Regions from separate parts of the Homo sapiens genome. Here region 2 is linked to region 1. A link is an interaction called in ENCODE POLR2A ChIA-PET data of the cell type or tissue named here. Cell type or tissue: PC-9. All regions are shown on one strand. Links, peaks and the distances in the headings refer to the core of each region. The heading gives the core; the rest is flanking DNA. Region 1 has its middle 40 kb from the start of ANP32A. Region 2 overlaps SPESP1-NOX5 (SPESP1-NOX5 readthrough).

Region 1 (2,907 bases), core at 150-2,649:
GATTAAAAACTCAATGTATAGAATCCTAAGAGTTTTATTTTTAATATCTTTCTCATAAATGACACTGTATATATTGATGAGGAAAGCCCTTCTTTACACAGAAAGGGCATATTGTTTGACAGCTAACAAATGTAAAAATAATGATAGAAAGTTATAATTTTATTACAACCGAAAAAATGATTAATTCAGATAGGCTTATCTGTGGATGCTAAAGCCTTTGAATGAAAAGTTGGTTAGAAACTGAATATTCACATAGTTCACAAGTCTCACACAACACATCATTTGATTAAAAGAGGAAAAAAAATCACCTTTACATTGGAGGAATAGGTTGTCAAAAACCTTAACTTAATGATCAATCTTGTCATCCTTCTTGCCTCCTAGTATGGTTTAATTTAAACAACCACTCTCGGCCAGCTATGGTGGCTCATGCCTGTAATGCCAGCACTGTGGGAGGCTGAGGCTGGCAGATCACTTGAGGCCAGGAGTTTGAAACCAGCCTGGGCAACATAATGGAACTCCATTCCTACTAAAAATACAAAAAATTAGCCAGGCGTGGTGGCACATGTCTGTAATCCCAGCTACACAGGAGGCTGAGGCAGGAGAATCACTTGAAGAGGTTGCAGTGAGCCGAGATTGTGCCACTGCACTCCCTTTAAAACATGTAACCACATTACATTGGTCCTTGGTTATATCCTGGTTTCAATAAAGTAAATTTTAAGTATATTTTGGAGATAATTGGAAAATTTGGATACAGACTAGGTATTAGATGATACTAAAGAATTGTTATTGGCCTGTTGTGGTGGCTCATGCATGTAATCCCAACACTTTGGGAGCTGAAATGGGAAGACCACTTAAGCCCAAGGGTTTGAGACAAGCCTGGGCAAAATAGTGAGTCCCCATCTCTAGTAAAAATAAAGAAATTAGCCAGGCATGGTGGCATGCACCTGTAGTCCCAGCTACCCAGGAGGCTGAGGTTGGTGGATTGCTTGAGCCCAGCAGTTTGAGGCTGCAGTGAGCTATGATCATGCCACTATACTGCAGCCTGGGTGACAACGCAAGAACTAGTCTCAAAAAAAAAAAAGAAAAAGAAAAACAAAGAAAAGAAAAATAATTATTGTTAATTTTGTTAGAGGTGACAATGTGTTGTGATTACATAGGAAAATGTACTTACTATTTGCAAATGCTGTAGGAATCTATTATTATTCTCAATTATGTAATCCCTCTTCCCTGGGTGAGGATTATATATCCTTCCGTCCCCACTTCTCTTGCCCTGCGATTTGTAGCTTTCTTATAGAAGGAGTCTATTTCTGCTCTCCCTCTCCCTCTCCCTCTCCCTCTCCCCTCTTTCCACGGTCTCCCTCTGATGCCGAGCCGAAGCTGGACTGTACTGCTGCCATCTCGGCTCACTGCAACCTCCCTGCCTGATTCTCCTGCCTCAGCCTGCCGAGTGCCTGCGATTGCAGGCGCGCGCCGCCACGCCTGACTGGTTTTCGTATTCTTTGGGTGGAGACGGGGTTTCGCTGTGTTGGCCGGGCAGGTCTCCAGCTCCTAACCGCGAGTGATCCGCCAGCCTCGGCCTCCCAAGGTGCCGGGATTGCAGACGGAGTCTCCTTCACTCAGTGCTTAATGGTGCCCAGGCTGGAGTGCAGTGGCGTGATCTCGGCTCGCTACAACATCCACCTCCCAGCCGCCTGCCTTGGCCTCCCAAAGTGCCGAGATTGCAGCCTCTGCCCGGCCGCCACCCCGTCTGGGAAGTGAGGAGCGTCTCTGCCTGGCCGCCCATCGTCTGGGATGTGAGGAGCCCCTCTGCCTGGCTGCCCAGTCTGGAAAGTGAGGAGCGTCTCTGCCTGGCCGCCATCCCATCTAGGAAGTGAGGAGCGTCTCTGCCCGGCCGCCCATCGTCTGAGATGTGGGGAGCGCCTCTGCCCTGTCGCCCCGTCCGGGATGTGAGGAGTGTCTCTCCCCGGCCGCCCCGTCTGAGAAGTGAGGAGACCCTCTGACTGGCAACCGCCCTGTCTGAGAAGTGAGGAGCCCCTCCGCCCGGCAGCCACCCTGTCTGGGAAGTGAGGAGCGTCTCCGCCCGGCAGCCGCCCCGTCCGGGAGGGAGATGGGGGGGTCAGCCCCCCGCCCGGCCAGCCGCCCCGTCCGGGAGGTGAGGGGCGCCTCTGCCCAGCCGCCCCTACTGGGAAGTGAGGAGCCCCTCTGCCCGGCCAGCCGCCCCGTCCCGGAGGGAGGTGGGGGGGGTCAGCCCCCCGCCCGGCCAGCCGCCCCGTCCGGGAGGGAGGTGGGGGGGTCAGCCCCCCGCCCGGCCAGCCACCCCGTCCGGGAGGTGAGGGGCGCCTCTGCCCGGCCGCCCCTACTGGGAAGTGAGGAGCCCCTCTGCCCGGCCAGCCGCCCCGTCCGGGAGGGAGTTGGGGGGGTCAGCCCCCCGCCTGGCCAGCCGCCCCATCCGGGAGGGAGGTGGGGGGGTCAGCCCCCCGCCCGGCCAGCCGCCCCATCCGGGAGGTGAGGGGCGCCTCTGCCCGGCCGCCCTTCCTGGGAAGTGAGGAGCCCCTCTGCCCGGCCAGCCGCCCCGTCCCGGAGGGAGGTGGGGGGGGTCAGCCCCCCGCCCGGCCAGCCGCCCCGTCCGGGAGGGAGGTGGGGGGGTCAGCCCCCCGCCCGGCCAGCCACCCCGTCCGGGAGGTGAGGGGCGCCTCTGCCCGGCCGCCCCTACTGGGAAGTGAGGAGCCCCTCTGCCCGGCCAGCCGCCCCATCCGGGAGGGAGGTGGGGGGGTCAGCCCCCCGCCCGGCCAGCCGCCCCATCCGGGAGGTGAGGGGCGCCTCTGCCCGGCCGCCCTTCCTGGGAAGTGAGGAGCCCCTCTGCCCGGCCAGCCGCCCCATCTGGGAGGGAGGTGGGGGGGTCAGCCC
Region 2 (2,907 bases), core at 245-2,744, 150 kb before region 1:
GAAAAATCCCAACCAGGAAGCATGGAATGCAATGGGGCAAGAGTTTTATTAGGAAGGATGAGCTGTCTTCCATCTGGCCCAGTATCTTCTCTTTCCTTTCCTCAAAAATACTATGGTGAAGCTAGGTTATCTAGGAACATACTGTGAAAAAAATCACCAACAACTCCAGGCAGGCCCTGCTTATAAGTCAAGCAAGACTTCGCCAATAACAATAATATCAATTATCAACAAAAATGTTTAAGCACTTACTCTGAGCCATGCACTGTGCTAAGAACTTTGCACGTATTGCTCAGTTTAATTCGTAACACAGCCCTATCTGGTGGGTGTTGGCATCATTCTATTGATTAGGGAAGTGAAACAGAGAGGTGAAGTAATGTGTCCAGTGGGCTCAGCACAAATTTTACAACTACATTGGGCTGACTGTGGAGATTGTATAGTTAACCACCCATGGAGCTATACTCAGTCTCAACATATTGTGTACAACTATATTGAAACAGTCACCTGCAGAGGTTCCTAGCCCATAGAGCCTAGGGAAAAAAGTGGGACCTGCAAGCTATTTTGTTTTAAACTTAAGGGAAATTGTATAATTACTTAGGTAATACTGCTCTGCGATTAAAATTCAAAGTGTTTATACTTTTTGTTTTGCCTGGAAAGAGATCAGCTTTGGCTGATAACCCTGGCCATCTGGTGCAGATTGGGATGTCCTAGTGGTGATTTTAGATGTCTCTGGTTAATTTCCAAAATCAGGGAAATGATTAGTTATCATTATGGTTTTGTTTTAAAGCAGAGTGCTACAAGAAATTTCTCCCAGTATGTGGCTCATGGTGGGGGTACCCTAAAGGGATCCTTTGGTGCTGGCCATGTCAAGTCTTCTGAACCAGCAGGGGCTCACTGGAAGCCTCTTTGCTGTCACTCACATATTTTTCTACCCACAGATTCAGCCAGTTCTCATTTGTTTGGGGCCAGTCCCAAGACAAGTTCTACAGAATTTCAGTGATCTTTTGGTAATCTCTGGAAATGGGGTGCTCCCATGCCTGGAGAGCAGCAATTTTGGAGGCTACTTTGACTGTTTCAATAGTTTTCCTGGCAAAGTAAAGAGAGAAATACAAACACATTTCATTAAATCAGTTCAGGAATAATATGTAGGAAACAGAAAATTCTTTTGAGGAAATAAGCCAAGCAGTAAATATGAATTATACTTTCAAGTTATGGCCAGTTAAGGGAAAAAAGCAAGAATGAGAAGATGTGAGACAGAGCTGCCGGTACCCACTGTAATTGTAACTATCTGTGTGTGTCTCTTTCTGTCCCTCTGGACTGTGAGCCCCTAAAGGCAAGATCTGTGCCTCATTAGTTTTGAATCCCAGGAAACTAGCACAGTGCTCACTATATCATGGGCATTCCATGTATGTTTGTGGAATGAATAAACCTGCCTCAATTCAACAAATACTTAGGAAACACTATATCCAGGCCCTGATTGTATACACAGAGACAAGTAAGATAATCCAGCATGGTAAATGAAGATACAGAAGTGTGTTGTGAGACAGCATTGGGAAGGGAGAACCGAGGAGACTTCCCAGTGAAAGTGACTGATCTGTAGTGGGTTTTAGAACATGAGTAGGAGTTTGCCAGGTGGAAACGGAAAAGGACATTCTGGGCAGCTAGAAGATCGTGTAGAAAGGCATGAAATGAGAATGCATTCTGTGTCCTGGGAACTATAAGCAGTTCAGGTAATGACCTGGAGACGCACACATTTGAAAGCAGAACTGGAGCAGGGAGCAGGAGTCAGGTCATGACAAATTTGGCAGGAAGAGAGCTAAAGGCCTAGGATTACCTAGGAGCTAGGAAGCCAGTAAGCAATGCTAAGCAATGGAGCAACACATCAATACTTGCCAAAGTTCTGACAACAATCTAGTTCATATCCTAGTATCTGGACAAAATGCAAGTTTTTAAAGGGAAGTAATAAACATGAAAAAAAATTTTTTTTTTTTTTGAGACGAAGTCTCACTCTGTTGCCCAGGCTGGAGTGCAGTGGCATGATCTTGGCTTACTGCAACCTCCGTGTCCTGGACTCAAGTGATTTTCCTGCCTCAGCCTCCCTAGTAGCTGGGATTACAGGCATGCACCACCAGGCCCAGCCAATTTTTGTATTTTTAGTACAGGTGGGGTTTCACCATGTTGGGCAGACTGGTCTCGAACTCCTGACCTCAAGTGATACACCTGCTTCAGCCTCCCAAAGTGCTGGGACTACAGGTGTAAGCCACCGCACCTCGCCAGAAAATGTATTTTTAAAAGCGTCTTTTTTCTAACAAAACTTTTGGAAGGAGAGATTTTTTTCTCTCAATGACACTTTTTTATAATTACACAAATTATAAACATTAATTATTAGGCCAAGGTTTGTGGATCACTTGAGCTCAGGAATTCGAGACCAGCCTGGGCAACATGGCGAAAACCCATCTCCACCAAAAATACAAAAACATTAGCTGGGTGTGGTGGTGTGCACCTATAGTCCCAGCTACTCAGGAGGCTGAGATGGGAGGATCGCTTGAGCCCAGGAGGCAGAGGCTGCAGTGAGCCAAGATCACACCACTGCACTCCAGCCTGGGTGACAGAGTGAGACCCCATCTTGATTTTAAAAAATAATAATTATTATTATTTAAAAATTAGAAAAAAAGCCTAAAAGCACAAAAAAAGAGTAAAAATCGGTGTAATCCACTTGCCCAGATTAAAATCACTGCTAAAATGGAATGTTTGTTTATTTCCAGTTGCATGCAGAAGGTAGCCCAGCGTGGGATTCAGAGTGGGGTTGTGTCTGACAAGCTCACTTGCCTGAGCTAGTTTGCCTTGTTGAGGCCGATTTGCCACTAAGGAGGAAGTTGGATTGGGGGGCTTCAGATAGTTCCTGGGGAA

The links. Peaks named below come from ENCODE experiments on the same cell type or tissue, not always from the same donor. Only the 100,000 strongest peaks of a DNase experiment are listed, where the experiment ranks them.
Region 2: POLR2A ChIA-PET joins it to region 1 with 10 read pairs; 2 of 35 experiments call an interaction of 5 or more read pairs at or near these places.

The regions. Positions count from the first base shown.
Region 1 is chr15:68,859,525-68,862,431 of GRCh38, reverse strand. No RefSeq gene overlaps it. Among named protein-coding and RNA genes, the nearest start is that of ANP32A, 40 kb to the right of the region's middle. In PC-9, for the core only: no CTCF peak of the experiment used is centred there; no DNase peak of the experiment used is centred there.
Region 2 is chr15:69,011,674-69,014,580 of GRCh38, reverse strand. All of the region lies in intron 2 of SPESP1-NOX5 (SPESP1-NOX5 readthrough), which reads right to left. Among named protein-coding and RNA genes, the nearest start is that of NOX5, 1.6 kb to the left of the region's middle. In PC-9, for the core only: no CTCF peak of the experiment used is centred there; no DNase peak of the experiment used is centred there.